Linked DNA regions of Homo sapiens: regions 1, 3 and 4 are each linked to region 2. A link is a loop called in an ENCODE intact Hi-C map of the cell type or tissue named here. Cell type or tissue: mammary epithelial cell. All regions are shown on one strand. Region 1 overlaps LTBP2 (latent transforming growth factor beta binding protein 2). Region 2 overlaps LTBP2 (latent transforming growth factor beta binding protein 2). Region 3 overlaps LTBP2 (latent transforming growth factor beta binding protein 2). Region 4 overlaps YLPM1 (YLP motif containing 1).

Region 1 (5,000 bases), 66 kb after region 2:
ATGTGGCAGGGTGGAGAACAGGAAGTGGGAAGTGGGTGGGTAGGGAATAAACTGGTGCTATATATATATTTATATATATATATTTATATATATATTTATATATATATATTTATATATATATTTATATATATATTTATATATATATTTATATATATATATTTATATATATATTTATATATATATATTTATATATATATTTATATATATATTTATATATATATTTATATATATATTTATATATATTTATATATATATTTATATATATATTTATATATATTTATATATATTTATATATATTTATATATATTTATATATATATTTATATATATATTTATATATATTTATATATATATTTATATATATATTTATATATATATATTTATATATATTTATATATATATTTATATATATATATTTATATTTTATATATTTTTATATATATATTTTGAGACAGAGTCTCACTCTGTTGCCCAGGCTGAAGTGCAGTGACGCAGTCTCGGCTCACTGCAACCTCCGTCTCCCAGGTTCAAGCAATTCTTCTGCCTCAGCCTCCTGAGTAGCTGGGACTACAGGTGCTCGCCACCATGCCAGGCTAATTTTTTTTTGTTTTTGTTTCACCATATTGGCCAGGCTGGTCTTGAACTCTTGACCTGGTGATCCGCCCACCTCAGCCTCCCAAAGTGCTGGGATTACAGGTGTGAGCCACCAGGCCCAGCCAACTGGTGCTATAATTTAATGACACTTTCTTTGTGCCATGTTCTGTGCCAATAACGCCCATTACGTGCATCCTCTCACATAGAGCTCTCCATATCCTAAGACTTAGATACTCATTATCCCCATTTTATAGTCAAGAAAACAGAGGCTATGGGGGTTCTATGCCTTGCAGAAGGTGGCTGAACTCCTAAGTGCTGAGGCCAGGTTACCAAACCAGGTAACTTCATCCTAAATCTACCATTAATCGTTTCTTTATCGCCATTTTACAAATGAGGACATTGAGGCTTTGAGGGATTAAAGAATAGGTCTGTGCCCTTATGGTGAAGGTCTTGAAATATTCAGGGAGGTGTCTGGGCTGTACTGAGTGGGTGAAGGGGAGTGTCCTGAGATTTTGAAGCAGGAAATGACCCGGTCCGAAGAACAGCTACACTTTTTCACTCATTCAAAGGGCAAGTACTGAGTGCCTGTTACAGGCCATGCACTGACCCCAGGGATGGCAAAAACTCCAACCTTGGTTGAAGTCTTTTGTCCCCTAAGCTCCAATGCGGGGTGGACAAAGGGACTAGTACCCTAGCAAAGGTGAGGGGGCAGAGGGGAAGCCACATGTTAGCCTCAAGTCACTCGTGGTCTTCAAGCAGGCCTAGGACATGTTGGGATGGGCATTCTTAAATGATGATTATTGCAGTGAAAGACCACCTGGTAGAGAGTGGACTAAAGAGAGGCGAGCTGGAGGCCAGCTGGAAGGCTTTGGCTGTGGTCTAGGCTATCAGTGGCCGAGGAAAGAACCAAGAAGAAGGCATGGATGCAAGGGCTATTTCAGATGTAGAGACAGATAATTCCCAGCTATGACTTGGACTAATAGGTGGAGGGAGTTCCAAGAGCCAAGATCTCAACATGAGAAATCCAAGAAGTGAATGATGGGCTCAGTTTTGGATATAATGAGTGCTTGGTATCTTGAGATGGAAACACCCAGGAGGCAGAACTTGGGAGAGAGTTTTGGGGCTGTAGACACAGTTGGGGCTGGGAGGAGGTTGTAAGAGTAGAGGTGGTAGCTGTAGAGTTAAGAGGGAAGGATGATATCATTCGAGGAAAGCAGGCAGAACAAACCATGCTTCAGAGTGCCACTGCCTGACTGGGGCGTTAACTCTGCCAACGTTTTCCAATTTAAAAGGGGAAAATGTAATAATGAACAGAATGGTCTCAGTTCTAAGTCTTGCTCCCATAAATTCTTCTCCAACCTCTGGCGCCTGCTACCACTTGTCTGCTAGCACACGATTAAACAAACGAACAAGCCGTAAATTAATATTAACGGAAAAATGTGGCAACAGCCTATCATACTTCATCCCACAGTTTGCGCTTTTCACGGACACGTGCGTGTGCCTATAGCTGGGTTTTTTTTTTTAATTTTTTTTATGCATACATAGACAATCGTCATAGTTTCTGCTAATAAAACTGTTCCCAGCTCTAATCATGAAATTAAGTATATTGATATTTCGTGGTACTCCTTATGACTTCCAGGTGTTCTGACACCTAAACAGTTTGAGAAATGTAAGAGGAAAGAGAACAAAGAAGGGCAGAGGGGGCCTAGGGAACACCAACGCTTAAGAGGCAGACAGAGGGAGAGGCTCTGAAGGCATCTGGAAGGGAGCAGCCAGAGGAATAGGAAGGATCTAGGAGAAAGCTCCAAGAGAGGAAGGCGTTCCCAGAACTCTCTCTGCTGCCGGCCAAAGCGCAGAGGCTGCTCCTTCCTGCGGCTGCAGGGGCAGCTCACTTCAGCTTAACATGCCCTGTGTTTCCCTGATGGCTTGGTCTCCCCTGAGGATCTGGGTGCTGGCAAGGCAGAGGAAGGCCCTTGCAGAGCTCTGCTCCTTTCTCCTCCTGTCTGGCCAGGCAGGCCCTTGGCTGCCAAACCCCTGGGGACCTAAGATAGGGAGACGAGTAGGGACAGCATGTTCAACGGGCCCAGAGCCTGGATTGGAATCTGTACCTTCTTGTTGCCTGGCACGCTGATAGGGCATCATCAACATTCCCTGGTGCCTATCCTAAAGGGTCGAGAGCCAGCCCTCTCCCCCGTGTCCCCAAGGAGTCTCAAGATCACTCCTGCTGCTGTGTCTGCTTGGCGCACCCACCCAACCTCTTTGCCCTCATCAGTCAGCTCCAGGCACCCCACTCACCCCACCTGGCTGCCATGAGTCACATCCCCAGTGCTCTGAGGCTCTGGGCCTCTAGCTCTTCCTATGGCCACACCTAGGTCTGAAAGGACTGGATTCCCCAGCACACAGACCCCAGGGGATGACCCTGCCAGGCTGTGGGTGGGGAGGAGGTAGAGCCCTGGGGCAGTCTCTCCTGTCCAGACCACACCCTGCCCTGCTTCCCAGACAGCTCAAGGGAACACAGCATTCCTGTTTCAGGCAGGGAGACGGAGGGAGGCATGAGCTCTGCGTGTCGGGGTTAATGTCAGGGAGGGGCACCCAGCCCTTGCCTGCAGCCCGGTCCCCCCTCAAGGGCAGCCCTGAAGTAGGTGCTGCCTCAGTTTCTAAAGGGTCCAGAGACTCCTAGGAGCCACATCTCTCCCCTCCACCCTCCAGCCCCCTCATGTGTTGGTCCACTGTGAACACTTTTCCACCGAGCAGCCAGCCTTTAGGCTGCCGGGCTGCCAAGCCCTGGCCCCTCGAGATCCTGCGCGGCCTTTGTTCCCTCCTGGCAGGGTAAGAGAGCCAGGCAAGAGAGCCAGAGCGAGCTGCCTGGGCACTGGGCTCACACCCGGGCCACCTCAGGGGCAGAGGCGGGGTGGGGGTGGCCCTGAGAGGTTCTCAGGGCTCCAGGAAATGCCCCTCATTTTCTCCCTAGCTTGCCCATGTGTCCAGCTGCTGTGGCGATAGCCCTCTTCTTCCCACCAGGAAAAAGAGCCCCTCTAAGTGCTTCCCTGTCTCCTTCTGGGCCCAGCTGGACCACCCAAAGGGTTGCAGCTCGGCGGGGGACACAGACCCCCAGGAGGGAAGGGACTGGGCCTTACCCTCTTCATATCTTCCATGGAGTCGTCACAGCGCTGGGCACACAGCTGCTGCCCTGAAAATATTTCTCACACTCAACTTCAGACTTCTCCATGGCTTCTCCCAGTCCTCCTGCCTCACTGGAACCATCTCCCCAGCCCTAGCTGGGCCCCATTCCTCAGCCACCCAGGGCCCGCAGGCAGTCTGAGGCCCCTGGCTCCGAGTTCCCTCGGGAAGACTTGTCAGCACACGGTGAACCTGGATTTCATGAATTCGTCGTTCAACCACCGCCAACGTGCACCGTCCCATCAGGCATTATGCAAAGGGCATCTTTCCCACCAAGAGCTTGCCACCCAGACTGGGGGGCAGGGGGTAGGGAGAGGCCGAGCATACCTGGTGCCTTCGCACAAATCACAAGAGGCCTCTCTGGGCAGCCAGTTTACAGAAGTTGCCCTACTTCCTTCAGGCTGATGTAGCGTGGTCCCGGTGCTGGGTGAGCAGAACACAGGCTAGATTTTGGCCCCAGGGTTCATCTCCTGCCTGGCACCCTTGTGCAGGACACAGCAGGTACACTATATACAGCAGCCCCGGGCCAGCCCCCTGCATGCGAGCATTTCATAACAATCCAAGAGCAGAGATGGAGGAGAGGGGCAGAAGCCAGGAGTCTTATGGCCAGGTAAGCTGTCCAGCCAGCATGTTCCAGCGCGGCCGTGGGGCTGGATCACTGGGGAATGCTTTCCAGAGGGTGGGAGACATGAGCCGGAGGAAGGGGTGGGGAGTGCAGAGAGAGCCACAAGCATAAACGGACATATTCAGGAATGTGCTGGCATGGTGTTCAGGGATAATCAGACCTGTCTGATTAAAGAGAAATAGGAGGAGTCAAGGATGAGAATAATAATAGCCAACAGTTACATAGTGCTAATCATATGCCAGGCACTGTGCTAAGCACTTTACATATATTAATTCAGTTAACCACCATTAAAATTAGGAAGTAGGTATTATTATTATCCCTTTTCCAGATGAGGCATAAAGAAGCTAGGTAACTTACTTAAGGTCACATAGTCAATGACTAGGAATCAAATACAGGCATTCTGCAGATATTCTAGTTCCAGAGCCTATACCACGAATCTTTGCACCATCTTGAGAACTATACTTCGGGACCTAGTACAGAAGGCCAACAGTCTGGGCCTCATCCTATGAACCTCATGCTTGAAAAGGAAGCCTTGAAAAAAGTGTTTTCACCAGAAAGTAACAAGGTTAAAAATAGTCATGGAAAACTCCCCTTGGAGGCCC
Region 2 (5,000 bases):
ACAAAATTCAAAAAAATACAAAAGGAGATACAGTGAAAAGTCTCCCAATCCTGTACCTATCCACCCTGTCACCCTCCCCACAAACCACCATTGGTTCTAAGAATTTATCCTGCAGATGTAATCCCATAAATTAATGTGAAATATGCACAAGAATATTCATTACAGCATTATTTATAGCAAAAGACAGGAAACAATGGAAACGTCTGTCAGTGAGGGACTGATTAAATAAATTATGGTTTATCCATTCAATGGAATAGTATACAGCTGTAAAATGAAATGAGGCAGCTCTAATTGCAAGTATAAAAAAAAAGCAAAGTGCAGAACAGCATGCATAGTATGCTATTTGTATTTTAAACAAAGGAAATATGTATATATGCATACAATATCTCAAGGTTGGCAGGAAGGTGGAGATTGGAGTGTTGTGGGGGCAGTGGGAACAGCAGTTACGAAGGTGTAGTGCCAGCAGGATATATTTGGGGGATGGTAAGTTCTCCGATGGTGAGGTATAAGGCGGAGTGGCAAGGATGAGGTGAACAGACAACCGCTTCTCTTTCCCCATTCTTTAGACAAATAGTGTTATGTTACATGCTGTTATGCAACCCTCCCTTTTCCCCTTAATTTGTTTTGGATATCTTTCTTAAGGAATTTAGAGCCACCTTTTTTAAGGGTTCCATAGCAATTAATTGTTTCTAATCTTTAGCTATTACAAATGATGCAGTAATAACTTCTTACGTATGTCATTTTATATCTGGTGAAAATATATCTGAAGGTTAAGTTCCTAGAAGTGGAAACTACTGGATCAAAGAGTTAGTGCTTTTATAATTTTGAAGGACATTGCCATATTGTCCTCTTCAATATGTACTTCTGTCAGCTGTTATGAGAGTACCTATTTCCCACATGCTTGCCAGCTAGGAGTCTTAACAAGCTTTTTGATCTTTGCCAATCTGACAGTTTTAAAAAGGATCTCAGTATGGTTTTAAGTTGCATTTCTTTTATTATGAGTGAAAGAATATTTTTACATGCGTAAGAGTGACTTATTTTTGTCTGCTGAAAACATCTCAATTAGTATAGGGACCTAGAGCAAATTATTTAAGCTTTCTATGTCTCAGTTTCCTCACCTGTAAATTGAGAATAAACAATAGTAAGTAGGATTATTGGATAATTAAATGAAATGTATGTATGGCACTCAGCACAGTGCCTGGCACATGGCAAGCATTCAATAAGTTATGTGATGGCTAACAATCAGAGGAGCAGGTAGGACAGGGCAGATTAAATTAAGAAAGTAGCATTCACTTCCATGCTCCAGTCACATGGAGCCTTGTTCATTTACATTGCCATTCATCAGAGAAGTACGAAGTCAGAGCTTTCCTTGTCTTTTAATAGTAAAGAGTCATTTCCCATTGGAACCCATCATAGGCTATCAGCAGAGCTGGCCAGGGAGTAGGCACAGCCTCATCTCTAATATTTAGACTTAGCCAACATGGTAAAGAAATTTAATCTGATATGAAATAAAAACAACAGAAGAGACCAGATGCACATTTCTTTATTCCACCATGGTTCTGAACTCCCAGCTAGTTTGGGTTGGAGTGAGTCTCTGCTTGTAAACTCAGAGGAATGCCTGCCATCGTTTTCTGAAGGGAAAGGGCAGGGGTTTCTGAGTGGAGGGGAAAAACAACATTGGAAATCTGGCTGCTTCTGAACAAGACCACACTGGAAAATAGACTTTTTACTTTTAGCACATCAAACTGGTTTTCACAAAAGGAGATCCCAGAAGAGGTTTGTTTCCTGTAAGAAGCAGTGTTTATGTAATAGAGGTCTTTGTAGATGGGTGCTGTATCCCATGGCAGCCCTTGCTGCTGGTGCCCACAGGCTATCACTGGGCGGATTCAGCTACTGAATATTTTCTTTAGACGTATAAAGCCTTGGCTCCCCTTTCTCATCAACTCCACGTATTTTTCATCATGTCCTCTTGCTGCTTTCTCAGGCTCTTTGTTCTTCTTCATTTGTGTCTCTTACATTCAACAAGCTAATATCAGCCTTGCTTCTCTGAGTGAAGGGATCTTCTGCCACTCCTTGGGGTCAGAGAATGGGCTACAGGATGGAGGTGTGGCAAAATCAGGGCCCAGAACAGATTGGCTGAGTGGTGGTGATGGTTCTTAGGAGGGGGCTCTGGAGTCAGTCCCCAAGCTTCCCCAAATCCTTTCTTGCTCCACAGATTCTGAAGGACCTCCCTAGGGCAGATGTAGCCTCTGTCCCAGTTGTGGGATCGTCAGGATGATGGTGGATTGTGGCTGGAAAGGGGTGTCTGCAGTGTGAGGCCATGGGGCCTTGCATGCTCGCACAGCTTGGGAGGGTGGATGAGGGCCATCCTTTGGTAAGCATCCCATAGCAAGGCCAGGAAAGGTGGTGGACAGGGCCTCATGCGGTGGCTGAAGCATTAAAGCGATTGGTGGTGCTTGAGCCAAGCAAGGGCATGGAGGCAATGACCGAAGCTTACAGCCAGAGGCTAAGCTGGGAGAGATGAAAGCAGGCAAGGCTGATTGGAAACCTCTGGCCTGATGTCACGGTGTCTTCCCAGCTAGGAAATCATCCTCAAGGCCCCTGCCTGTGACTGGAGGCCATTTCCAGGTAGTTGCCACACTGACCCCTGACTGCTACTCCTTGGCAGTGCAGTGGGGGGGCCCTGCCTCAGCCACATATCCCGGGGAGCAGTGGCAGCGGTAGGAGCCCTCTGTGTTCTCGCAGTAACCATGGACACAGAGCACAGCAGGCCCGTTCAAGTCATCACACTCATTCACATCTAAGAGGAAACAAAGGAGAGTGCTGTAGGGAGCCCAGGTGCCTCTGCTGGCTGCCTCCACCTCTCTGGTTAGTAAGCCCTGGCCACTGCCCTAGAGTGAAACCCTAAGTGTGACAGCCAGAGGCTGAAGTCACTTCCCAAAACCAAGCAACTCAAGGACAAAGCAGGGGGCAGCAAGCTCATACCATGCCCAAGACCGTGCTCTCTTGTCCTTGTCTTTTGTCTGGGAACCTGCACGGAAGGGGCTTTCTAAAGCACATAATTAAACCTTCCTTTGGCGCTTTCTTCCCTTCCAGCCTGATGCAGACAGCCCCACTAGGAGGCAGCAGTGGCTCTTCCAGCCTTCCTGAGTTCAGGCGTCTCTGTGGGCAGTGGGCCAGCCTGACTCCTCCATCAGAATTCTGCACTTACCTACGCAGGCCATGTGGGCCGCATCCAGCTGGAAGCCCTCAAAACAGTCACAGGTGTAGCCCTCCCGCACGCGCACACAGCGGCCATTCTCACAGCCGTTCAGGATGCCGCACTCCTCCGCCTGAAGCCCTTCGAAGCCGGCTGGGGGCTCTGGGAGGAGGAAATCGGAGAGAGGAGGAGGCTGAGGGCTGTGTCCAGACTCTCCCTAATGCTGGGACCCTCGCCCTTCTGGACAAAGGGTGCCCCTGTGGAACTGTGGGGGTGGGGGCAGAGAGGATCATAAAATTCTTGTGGAAAGATGCTAGAACAAAAGGCAGTACTCTTGAAAAAAAAAGTATGTGTCATTTTAGATGGGGAGAGGTGCTCTGGGCTTCAAATGAGGGCTCCAGGGAGGCTGAGACTCGCTGCTTCCACAATGCCCGGCTCCTGCTGGGGTTTGGGTGGTCGAGGAGTGTGTTGCTACATAGTTTTTGGGTTTGGGCGTGGGGAAGGGGTGAGGTGTTTTGTTTAAACCTTCACATCGTGTTTTTGGGAAGTGGGGAACAATTGGTAGCAGAGGGGCCTCACTCAACACAAAGCAAAACATTGACCAGATCTACCTAACCCTCTTCACTCCCTAAGCACCCCTCCACCCCATGGAAAAGGCCACACCCTACCCAGAGGTATGGTTTTAGTCTGATGTGGTAGCTTTGCCTGTGGTGGGTACCGTGTGCATGGCACAGTGCTAGGCTTGACTTCCTCATTAGACTCCAAGGCCTGAGTGTTTGGATCGCACCATTCACAAACCGAGTCATCACGGTGGGCCTTTAAAGTCCTTAGAAAACCTTAATCCACACTTCAGGTCACAAGTGTGAATGCTGGGTGTCCTTAGAGCAGGTTATTCTGCAGCCTGTAGGTGGCGTGGAGGGAGAAAAAGACTGCAGTGAACAGCTTTCTCTCTCTCTCTCAGTCCCCACAGGAAGCTTGTAGGTTGGGACAGGGGCAGTGTCCTGTACCTTTTTGTGTCCCTGTGATAGTTTATGACGGAGTTGTTAGGGTCGGACCTGGGCGTATGTACTTGTCTCAAGCGAGCCGTGAACGGGGACCTCTGGCTTGGTGTGTCTTTCCCCTTCCCAGTCCTCACCCTGCTGGCAATATGACTAGCAGGTGGAGGAGATGGAAGTGAAACAGCTTTGGTGCCCACCTCTTCCCCAGTTTTGCAGCAACACAGACCTGGATGGCTGGCCACGTAGTGGGGCTGGAGTTCTGAGGGCTGCAAAGGAGACTCAAGGATGGGTGTGCGGTCCGCTGAGTGACCGGCTGTGTTGGGGAAGGCAGGCTCAGGGACGGTGTCCTCGGGGCCCAGGTAGTTGTAGAAGGGGGCCCCATCTGGGCCATAGATGCTGTAGTGCAGGTCATCGGGCCCGGGGCCATACTCATAGCCTGGCCGGAAGTGGACCCCGGCCTCCCGCTCTGCCTCAATGCGAGCCACGTTGCACAGCTGAGCATAGACCTCTGTCAGGGAGGAGGGAGAGAAGGAGCTGGGTTCTAGCTCCTGCCAGCTAAAGCCTGGCTGGCTTTGTCTCTGGGAGCATGCAAGGACTGGTACCCTCTGGGAGATCCTGGCAACATTCCTCTCCCCACCTCTCCCCTGCCCTACTTTGTCCCCAAACAGCAGGGATGGAAGACAGGGCCTTTGCTCTGCTCCTTCTTTCTAGATCCCCAGTTCCAAGGTGAGGGCATCCCCCTCCCTGGGGCCTGGCCCAGCCCTGCAGGGTATCCCCTTTGCTCCCCCTCACCAGAGCTCCTC
Region 3 (5,000 bases), 89 kb after region 2:
AGAGAGATGGGAGCGTGCAAAGGAAGCGAACCCCCAAAGACCTGGGCAGTTTCCCAAGCAGAGGACGAGGCGAAGACCAGGCTGTGGAGGCTGGAAGGAACGTGGCATACTCGAGAAGCCGCCAGAGACCCAGGAAGGCCAGGGTCTGGTGGCGGAGGAGGTGTAGGCAAGGTCAGTGAGGAAGAGGAGGCAGATACACAGACCCTGTCATCTCAGGGATCCTAAGGGCACCTGTGAAACTACCAGGCACAGCTACCCAGAGCAGGTTCCTGGGTTTTGTGAGCTGAACTCTCCTTTCTGAGAAGAGTACCAGAATCCAAACCAGGGGCTGGCCGGGATAAACATCTCCAAAATTCCACCTGGCCCATGTCACAGAGACCTTCAATGGCTCCCTGATGTCTTCAGGATTCAAGTCCATAGACGAGCGCTGAAGACCCTCCTGGTCTCATCCCCTCTAACATTCCTCTAAGCCAATGTGCTCCAGCCGAGCTGGCCTGCTGGCTGTGGCCCCAGGTAGCCTCTGCTCTGTCTTCTCTCTGTCTTTGCATGTGCTATGTCCTCTCTTCTTTCCCACTTGCTCTCCATTTACCTGGCTCCTACTGTTCCCTCAAGACCCACTTCCCCATGCTGGACACCCACCTCTCAGCAGCTGCTCCCTCCTTTGATTAACAGGAAAAACACTTGTCGTGTTTGCCATTCACTGGGCGTGCCCTGCATACTGCCATTAGTTTTTGTTGTTGTTGTTTTTGTTTTTTGGGTTTTTGTTTTGAGACGGAGTTTCACTCTTGTTGCCCAGGCTGGATGCAATGACGCGATCTCGGCTCACCACAAACTCCGCCTCCCAGATTCAAGTGATTCTCCTGCCTCAGCCTCCCGAGTAGCTGGGATTACAGGCGCCTGACACCATGCCCTGCTAATTTTGTATTTTTATTGGAGACGGAGTTTCTCCATGTTGGTCAGGCTGGTCTGAAACTCCCGACCTCAGGTGATCCGCCCACCTCGGCCTCCCAAAGTGCTGGGATTACAGGTGTGAGCCGCCGCACGAGGCCGCTGCCATTAGTTTTTTTATGCATGTGTCTCAATTTCCTGACTCATATAGTCAGCCCCTTGAAGTGTAGTGACTGTCTCTTACACCTCTTTGTAACTTTAGCTCCTAACATATGCCTAACAATAACATGATTATTATTATTTTTATTATGGCAGATACTGTCTGATGAGTGTGACAATAGGCCTGGCACCGTGCTCTGCATACACGCTCTCACTGAAGCCTCTCGACAATTCTATGCAGCAGGTGTGACTATGATTCCCATTTTACAGATAATGCTGCTGAAGCTCAGAGAGGTTAAGAGACTTGCCTGAGGTCACCCAGCTAGTTAATGGTGGAGCCAGGATTCAAATCTAGTTCTATGTGACTGAGAAGCCCAGGCTCTTTCCACCCCCACTGACTCCCAGAAGGGTGGGCATGGTTCTTCTTCTTCCTCTCTACTATTTCTGAGCCTTGGCCCAGAGCTGATAAGGAAATAAAGGGGATCTGTTGGCTTCAAGTCAGCCACCAAATGCACCCTTGGGAACTCTGCCCTGAGAAACTGCACATCTCAATTGGCCCTGACAGTGGAGACCCCAGGACCACACACCCTTCCAAAGCCCACACAGAATTTTTAAATAATGATGGAGGATGTACGTCATCTCATGGGCTTATCCAATGAGCATTCGTAGAGCACTCACTGGATGTGAAGCTTGTGATAGTGTCTCCAGCACACTGTCTGACACGGAAAGTAGAACACACAAGTTATATGACAAGTGCTATGTCAGCTGGACCCTCTAACCCAGGCTGAGGCAGGGAGTAGGGAAAGTCAGGGAAGGCTTCTTGGAGGAGGTGATGCTGACCAGAGACACAAAGGATGAATAAATTGGACATTGTGCACCAAGGGCACTCAAGACCAGTCTATCAGCAGAGAGCATGGGAAATAACAGGTTTTAATAGCATTCCAACCACAAGTTGGGCTCTGAGGCCAGAGCATTTTTCTTCATGCCCAGGCACCTCTTCCTGGCAGGCTCCAGGCCTCTAGGTAAAACCATGTCAGAGAATTGTAACCCAGAGCACTTCCCCAAACACAAACTGCCACCACGGCAGGATTTTGGCCTGGCCACCCCTCCATCTGCCCAAGCATACTTAGTCCCCACCTGACCACCTGCCAGGCCCCTGTCACCACCACCACTGGAAACATGGTCAGCTGGGGCCAGCCCAGCAGCCACGCCAGTGCTAGTGAACATGGAGGAAGCAGATGTGCCCAGGGCAGGTCTCGGCCTTGGGGTTTTTTTAGGGAGGGAATAGAATGGGAAGGCCTGAGTGATCTCCCACATGGACCCACACCTCTCTGCCACAGAGACCCAAAGCCCGGCGTGGGTGAGAGGAAGGTCATGCAGCTTCCACCTCTGAGTGTGTGGTCCTTGCCCCGAGGATGGCCTTTGGAAAACAGTCTAGCTTCCATCCTTCCCCTCCTGAGCCCTGAGAACAGCCCATCCTTCACATTAACAATAAGATCCTTCATACAACAAATATATGAAAAAATGTTCAACATCACTCGTCATCAGGGAAATGCAAATTAAAACCACAATGAGATACCACCTTATCCCAGCCAGAATGGCCATTACTAAAAAGTCACAAAACAATTGATGTTGGCACAGACATGGTGAAAAGGGAACACTTATACACTGCTGGTGGGAATGTAAATTAGTACCACCCCTATGGAAAACAGTATGGAGATTTCTCAAAGAACCAAAAGTAGGTCAACCATTCAATCCAGCAATCCCACTACTGAGTAAAGGCAAAGAAGTCATTCTATCAAAAAGACACCCGCACGTGTATGTCTACTGCAGCACAATTCATGATTGCAAAGATATGGAACCAACTTAATGCCCATCAACCAATGAGTGGATAAAGAAAATGTGGTGAACCCCATCTCTACTAAAAATACAAAAAATTAACCAGGTGTGGTGGCAGGTGCCTGTAATCCCAGCTACTCGGGAGGCTGAGGCAGGAGAATCACTTAAACCCAGGAGTGAGCCGAGATCGTGCTACTGCACTCCAGCATGGGCGACAGTGAGACTCTGCCTCAAAAAAAGAAAAAGAAAAGAAAAAGAAAATGTGATATATATATACACCATGGAATATTACTCAGTCATAGAAAAGAATGAAATAATGTCTTTTTGCAGCAACTTGGATGGAGCTGGAGGCCATTATTCTAAGTGAAGTAGCTCAGGAATGGAAAACCAAATACATGTCATCACTTACAAGTGGGAGCTAAGCTAGCTAAGCTATGGGTATGAAAAGGCATACAGAGTGATACAATGGACTTTAGAGACTCAGAAGGGAAAGAGTGGGAAGGGTTGCGGAAAAAAAACTACATATTGGGTAAAATGTACACTACTCCGGTGATGGGTGCACTAAAATCTTAGACTTCACCACTAAACAATTTATCCATGTAACCAAAAACCATTTGTACTCCAAAAGCTATTGAAATTAAATATATATATAAAATAAGATCTTTCACTGTCTAGAAATCCAAGACCCCAAACCCTGTGAGCCAAGCCCCTACGGCACACCACGACTCACTTAGCTCTGGTTCTGCCTTGCTTGCTAATAATACATTCCGAAAACATGTAGTGAGCACCTTATCTTGATCAGACTGGGTGCCGAGGCCAGAAAGGTGAACAAGACTGGGCCCTGCAGAGGGAGAAGCCCTGGCCAGTGGGGGTTCCCACATTCCTAGAAACCATTTTCCAAGCAGGGAATTAGGTCTTCAGTGAGGGTTAGGGCTGGCAAACTTTGGTTGGTACAATGAACAAACAGCTCATGGGAAATGAGTGGTTAGGGGGAACTGTGGAAATGGCATTTAGTATATAATAGCCTAGTAAATCAAGTTCTAAAAGGCTTCCAAACCAGCCAGACGTGTTGGTGGGAAAAATCCCCTCAGGAAGGTAACCCTTCTGAATTAACCATGTAGGATGCTGTGCAGAGGCCCAATCTGCTGAGGCAGAGCCTCCAAGAAGTTTCAGGTTTTTGGAGGTTTAGAACCAGCTCTCGCCGGCTTCACTCGCATCCTCTCTTGTTTTCACAAGTCTCGGCAAGATGCCTGGAACTACCTGGCTTCCTCACGGAAATTAAGCATTGTGTTTTGAGCTGAGTGTTTGCATTATGGGATTGAAGTATGTAGACTCCTCTCCTCTCTCTCCATTCCCCCAAAAGTCACCCCTAAATGGTCCATGATGGTGGCTTCCAGTGCCTGTCTATGAATGGGACAGTTCTGACAGTTTTTACCCATCTGCCATAAAGTCAGGAAAAGAAACACTTTCCTGGGTTGTTTCTTTTTCATAGGCTATATTTTTCCCATCTAAAGAGTGTCTTTTGAGATGATGTCTTTTCTACATTTTTGGAGTTAAAATGTTCTTTTTAATTAAAGGTGATGACAAGTGGTAATTAGTTTTGTTTTTTGTTTTTTCCTGATGGCTTCACTTGGAAAAATGAAAAGCTGGCCACTGCATGTTGGTACTTAAGATATTTTTGGAAACATTACTGATGCATGAAGTCCAGTGACCCTTCGGGAGGGAGGGGCAATCGTGGTTGTGTGTCCTTTTGTTTAAAGGAGACTGAAGTGAAACATTCCTATGCCAAATGAGCATGATTTCAAAACTTAAATATCCAAAAGGAAATCGGCCATCTCAGAATCTCCAGTGGCAGAGGCTATTGCTTAGAGCAAAGAAGGAAACGCTGAGGTCCCAGGAGAGGCAGTTCCATGCGGTGCTGTGGGAATTTTAAGAGAGAAAACCTCCATCCATGGTGGGCCAGCGAGTCTTCATGTTTTGCCCTTGGAGTTTGATGCCTCCAATTTTTCCTCAATAGTAGAGATCCTAGAGGTGGGTGCGGTGGCTCACGCCTGTAATCCCAGCACTTTAGGAGGCTGAGGCTGGAGGATTGCCTTAGTCCAAGGGTTGCCCAG
Region 4 (5,000 bases), 300 kb after region 2:
TCTAAAGAGTTGAAAAAAATAGGCCGGGCGTGGTGGCTTACGCCTGTAATCCTAGCACTTTGGGAAGCTGAGGCAGGCGGATCATGAGGTCAGGAGTTCGAGACCAGCCTGGCCAATATAGTGAAACCCCGTCTCTACTAAAAAAATACAAATAATTAGCCGGGCGCGGTGGTGCATGCCTGTAGACCCAGCTACTCGGGAGGCTGAGGCAGGAGAATCACTTGAACCCGGGAGGCAGAGGTTGTAGTGAGCTGAGATCGCGCCATTGCACTCCAGCCCAGGCGACAGAGTGAGACTCTGTCTCAAAAAAAAAAAAAAAAAAATAGCAAGAGAGCTTTTGGTTGGATTAAAGAAAAACATAACAAGTAGATGAGATAGTAGAAAACAACTGAGGCAGGTTGTAGAATCTATTCTTGAATATCTTCAATAATTTATAATTATTTATATGTCTTAAATGACTGATGAGTTAGCTACATAAAAGCAAAAGAGGGTAATCCTGGAGCTGCTCAGTGTATGGCCACTGCAGAGAATTTTAGGACAAGGATTTTTTAGGTCTCCTTTTTTTAATTAAATATTAATTGTAGTCACTTAGGAATGGAATAAGCATGCTTTATGTACTATGTCAATTTTATTTGTTTGCAGGGAACAGAAAGAACAGCTTCAAAAGATGAAAGACTTCGGGTCTGAGCCACAGATGGCTGACCATCTACCACCTCAGGAATCAAGATTGCAGAATACATCTTCAAGACCTGGAATGTATCCGGTATGGGAGAATGTGTGCTCAGAAAATGAAATGGTTTCTACTTTGTATGTTTCTATGTTGTTTGATTTTTTTTAGAAGTTGAATAAATAACAAATTTCCTCTATAAAATGTAAATTTTGGAAACTTAAAAGTTTATGGTAATTGAACTTTGAACACCTTAAAAGCATGTTCAAAAGTGTGGTAGAGATGCTCCTTTTCCCCAGATTTTGATAAGTACACCAAGTACACCTGAACTACATAGCTTCTGTTCACAAAATGGTAGAATTTTTCTAATAATTTTTATGTTAAAATAGTCCTGTTGGCTGGGCATAGTGGCTCACACCTGTAATTCTAGCACTTTGGGAGGCTAAGGCGAGAGGATTGCTTGAGCCCAGGAGTTTGACACCAGCCTTCGCAAAATGGTGAGACCCCTATCTCTACCAAAAAAAAAAAAAAGTCCTGTTTTCCATCTAGGCAGGGCTAGATGTGGGCCTCGTGATGCTTCCTACCTCTTCAGGCTACTAGTCCTTCAGATGGGGAAATGTCATACCCCAGTACATACTTCAGAACTGTTCAGGCAGTATGAAAAGGGGTGTTTATGTTAAAGACTTGAGTAATTAAGTTCTCCTTTTTTTCCCAAGAGCATGCCAGGACTTCTTTTATTTTTGTTATTTTACCTTTAAGCCAGTAATGGGCTTTTCAAATGTTTAAAATGTTATCTTGCAGGTAGTTTTATGACAGCATAATGAAGAAAACAGCTCTACTGAACCTCTACTGAACCATTTCATCAAATTAACACTTTTCATTTCTCAGTGTTCCCTTCCATCCTGGTCTAATACTTAACAGTAAGACATAGTTGTTGACATCAGTGACCACCATGGTGTTGTTGACTCCCCAGATCGGATCTCCTGACCTTTGTACGCATCTACCTGTCTGCAGGGTTTCTGTCTGTGGATGTGACTCCTGTCAAATGCAGCATATTCAAAATGGGGCTCGTTATCATACCCCATTAAATTGTCTTTTTTCCTCACCATCACCTAGTCACCCTAACTTGAAACCTGAAAATCAACCCTCCATCTTGCTCCATCTTGCTGATTTGTCCTACCCTGCTGCTGATTGATTTTACCTCCTTTGAATCAAATTCTCAAGTATAATTACACCCATTTTAAGCCTATAGTTCGAGTTTTGACAGATGTATACCAAAAGATAAAAAAATTCTCGGCCAGGCGCGGTGGCTCACACCTGTAATCCCAGCACTTTGGGAGGCCAAGGCGGGTGGATCACTTGAGGTCGGGAGTTTGAGATGAGCCTGACCAACTTGGAGAAACCCCGTCTCTACTAAAAGTACAAAATTAGCCGGGCGTGGTGGCGCATGCCTGTAATCCCAGCTACTAAGGAGGCCGAGGCAGGAGAATCACTTGAACCCGGGAGGTAGAGGTTGCGGTGAGCCGACATCGCGCCATTGCACTCCAGCCTGGGCAACGGGCGAAACTCCATCTCAAAATCAAAACAAAACAAAACAAAATTCTCATCACCCTAAAAAGTTCTCTCATGCCCTTTTGAGATTGGGACTACCCCTATACTCCACTTCAGGCAGCGTCGATGTGATTTGTGGCCAGATGGACATTTTAAAACAAATCTCACCATGTGGCTACCTGGCTTTAAAACTTCAATGTTCTCCCATGCCTTCAGGATGAAATTTAGAATCTCTTGCATGACTTTCTTGTTCTTCCTGAGCTGGCCTGACCTCTGCTGACCATTGCTTGCTACTCCACTCTCTGATGCTTCATTTTCCCTCCACATAGAGCTACTTAACAATTTTGTGAATGTGCTAGATTCTTTTACTTCTTCATTCCTTTGCGTATGCATGTTGTTCTCTAAGCCTAGAGTCTTTTCTTTGCCTTCCCATCCCCTCCTGCAACTGGCTAATGTTTGTTTATCTTTTACAACTCAGCTCTACTATTTTCTCTTCCACCTATGTAGGGCAATTACCCTTGTACATACCCTGTAACATCTTGTACTAGTCTTTGTTGTCATCTTTATTATGTTGCATTTTGAGTGTCTGTTTTCTTGTCTTTCTTTCTAAATTGAGTCCATAAGATAATAACTATATCTTTCATCTTTGTGTGTCTTAGTAAATAGAAGCGCCAGATTGTACATCCACATTTCTGCTTTATTTGCTTAACAAATCATAATCATCTTTCCATATTGTTATATGCTATATTATTTTTTGATTTACAATAATTTATTGAATTAATTCAATTTCTGTTGGAATTTGTTTCTAATCTTTCACTGTTATTCTTAATATTACCCTAATGAATGTCTTTGTATTGGGTTCTTATTTTAGATAACTCCTTTTCTTTTTTCCTTTTTTTTTTTTTTGAAATGGAGTCTCACTCTGTTGTCCAGGCTGGAGTGCAGTGGCATGATTTCAGCTCACCGAAACCTCCACCTCTTGGGTTTAAGCGATTCTCCTGCCTCAGCCTCCCAAGTAGCTGGGATTACAGGTGCCTGGCACCACACCTGGCTAAATTTTTTGTATTTTTAGTAGAGACAGGGTTTTACCAATTGGCCAGGCTGGTCTTGAACTCCTGACCTCAGGTGATCCACCTGCCTCAGCCTCCGAAAGTGCTGGGATTACAGGCATGAACCACCGCACCCGGCCAATAACTTCTTAGGAGTAAGTTTTATGTTTTTGTTTTGTCTCTTTTTTTTTGCTCTGTTGCCTGGGAGGCTGGAATACAGTGGTACAATCATAGCTCACTGGAGCCTCAAACTCCTGGGCTCAAGTGATTCTCTCACCTCAGCCTCCTGAGTAACTGGGACTACAGGCACACACCCTACGCCTGGCTAATAATAAAAAAAAAAAATTGTTAGTAGGGACAGGGTCTCGCGTTGTTGCCCAGGCTGGTCTCGAACTCCTGGGCTTAAGTGATCCTCATGCCTTGTCCTCCCAGAGTGCTGGGATTACAGGTGTGAGCCCCTGCACCCAGCCAACAGTGATTTTAACGTCCCAAAGTGGGACACTTCAGTCAAAGAATAAGCATACTTTTTTTTTTTTTTTTTGAAACGGAATGTAGTCTGTCACCCAGGCTGGAGTGCAGTGGCACAATCTCAGCTCACTGTAATATCCACCTCCCGGGTTCAAGTGATTCTCCTGCCTCATCCTCCTGAGTAGCTGGGATTACAGGTGCCTGCCACCATTCCTGGCTCATTTTTTTTGTATTTTTAATAGAGATAGGGTTTCACCATGTTGGCCAGGCTGGTTTTGAACTCCTGACCTCAGGTGATCCACCTGCCTCAGCCTCCCAAAGTGCTAGGATTACAGGCATGAGCCACCACACCTGGCCCAGAATAAGCATACTTTTTAAATGATTCCTGTCACATAGCCAAACAGCTCTCTATAATAGTTGTATAATGGCCGGGTGTGGTGGCTCATGCCTGCAATGCCAGCACTTTGGGAGGCCAAGGCAGGTGGATCACAAGAGGTCAGGAGTTCCAGACCAGCCTGGCCAACATGGTGAAACCCCGTCTCTACTAAAAATATAAAAATCAGCTGGGCTTGGTGGCATGTGCCTGTAATCCTAGTTACAGGTGAGGCTGAGGCAGGAGAATCGCTTGAACCTGGGAGGCAGAGGTTGCAGTGAGCCAAGATTGCACCACTGCACTCCAGCCTGGGTGACAGATCAAGACTCTGTCTCAAGTGCATCACCTGAGGTCAGGAGTTCAAGACCAGCTTGGCCAACATGGTGAACCCTCGCCTCTACTAAAAATACAAAAATTAGCCAGGCACGCGCCAGGTGGTGCGCACCTGTAATCCCAGCTACTAGGGAGACTGAGGCAGGAGAATTGCTTGAACCTGAGAGGTAGAGGTTGCACATAGCGCCACTGCGCTCCAGCCTGGGCAACAAGAGTGAGACTCTGTCTCAAAAAAATATATAAATAAATAAATGAAAAAAAATAATTGTATAACATCTATACTATAGCCTCGTAAGCATTAGCTACTTAATATTTTTGGTATATTTAATAATTTTAATACAGCATTTTTGATTACTAGTGAACATGAATATTTTCCCATATTTGTTAATTATACTTTCCTCTTACAGAAATTCTGTTTGTGTCCTTCACCCATTTATCTGTTTGAGTCAGGTTTTTTTTTTTTAAATTAACTCATTATCCTTAATATAATATAGATATTAACCCTTTCTCATATAAACAATAATTTTAAAAAATGTATCTTTTACTTTCACTATATAGA

Evidence for each region. Peaks named below come from ENCODE experiments on the same cell type or tissue, not always from the same donor. Only the 100,000 strongest peaks of a DNase experiment are listed, where the experiment ranks them.
Region 1: a loop joins it to region 2, with 2.6 times the contacts of the local background. A loop is called at or near these places in 8 of 110 quality-filtered maps.
Region 3: a loop joins it to region 2, with 3 times the contacts of the local background. A loop is called at or near these places in 29 of 110 quality-filtered maps.
Region 4: it touches region 2 in a loop (13-fold over the local background); 18 of 110 quality-filtered maps call a loop at or near these places.

The regions. Positions count from the first base shown.
Region 1 is chr14:74,563,966-74,568,965 of GRCh38, forward strand. The region is part of intron 3 of LTBP2 (latent transforming growth factor beta binding protein 2); the gene reads right to left. Among named protein-coding and RNA genes, the nearest start is that of LTBP2, 46 kb to the right of the region's middle. In mammary epithelial cell, no CTCF peak of the experiment used is centred here; DNase peaks (open chromatin) are centred at 2,996 and 4,026; H3K4me3 peaks cover 715 bases; H3K27ac peaks cover 4,187 bases.
Region 2 is chr14:74,498,230-74,503,229 of GRCh38, forward strand. LTBP2 (latent transforming growth factor beta binding protein 2) reads right to left here. Exons shown (of 36, transcript NM_000428.3): 33 at 4,990-5,000; 34 at 4,424-4,705; 35 at 3,212-3,361; 36 at 1-2,800. The coding sequence ends at 2,655. Among named protein-coding and RNA genes, the nearest start is that of ISCA2, 7.0 kb to the left of the region's middle. RefSeq lists enhancers at 1,875-2,870, 4,280-4,974 and a silencer at 2,557-2,851. In mammary epithelial cell, CTCF peaks have their summits at 3,124 (motif pointing right) and 4,107 (motif pointing right); a DNase peak (open chromatin) is centred at 3,152; H3K27ac peaks cover 351 bases.
Region 3 is chr14:74,587,472-74,592,471 of GRCh38, forward strand. The region is part of intron 2 of LTBP2 (latent transforming growth factor beta binding protein 2); the gene reads right to left. Among named protein-coding and RNA genes, the nearest start is that of LTBP2, 22 kb to the right of the region's middle. In mammary epithelial cell, a CTCF peak has its summit at 2,022; DNase peaks (open chromatin) are centred at 2,020 and 4,110; H3K27ac peaks cover 2,325 bases.
Region 4 is chr14:74,801,914-74,806,913 of GRCh38, forward strand. YLPM1 (YLP motif containing 1) reads left to right here. Exons shown (of 21, transcript NM_019589.3): 6 at 643-763. Among named protein-coding and RNA genes, the nearest start is that of YLPM1, 41 kb to the left of the region's middle. In mammary epithelial cell, a CTCF peak has its summit at 2,495 (motif pointing left); no DNase peak of the experiment used is centred here.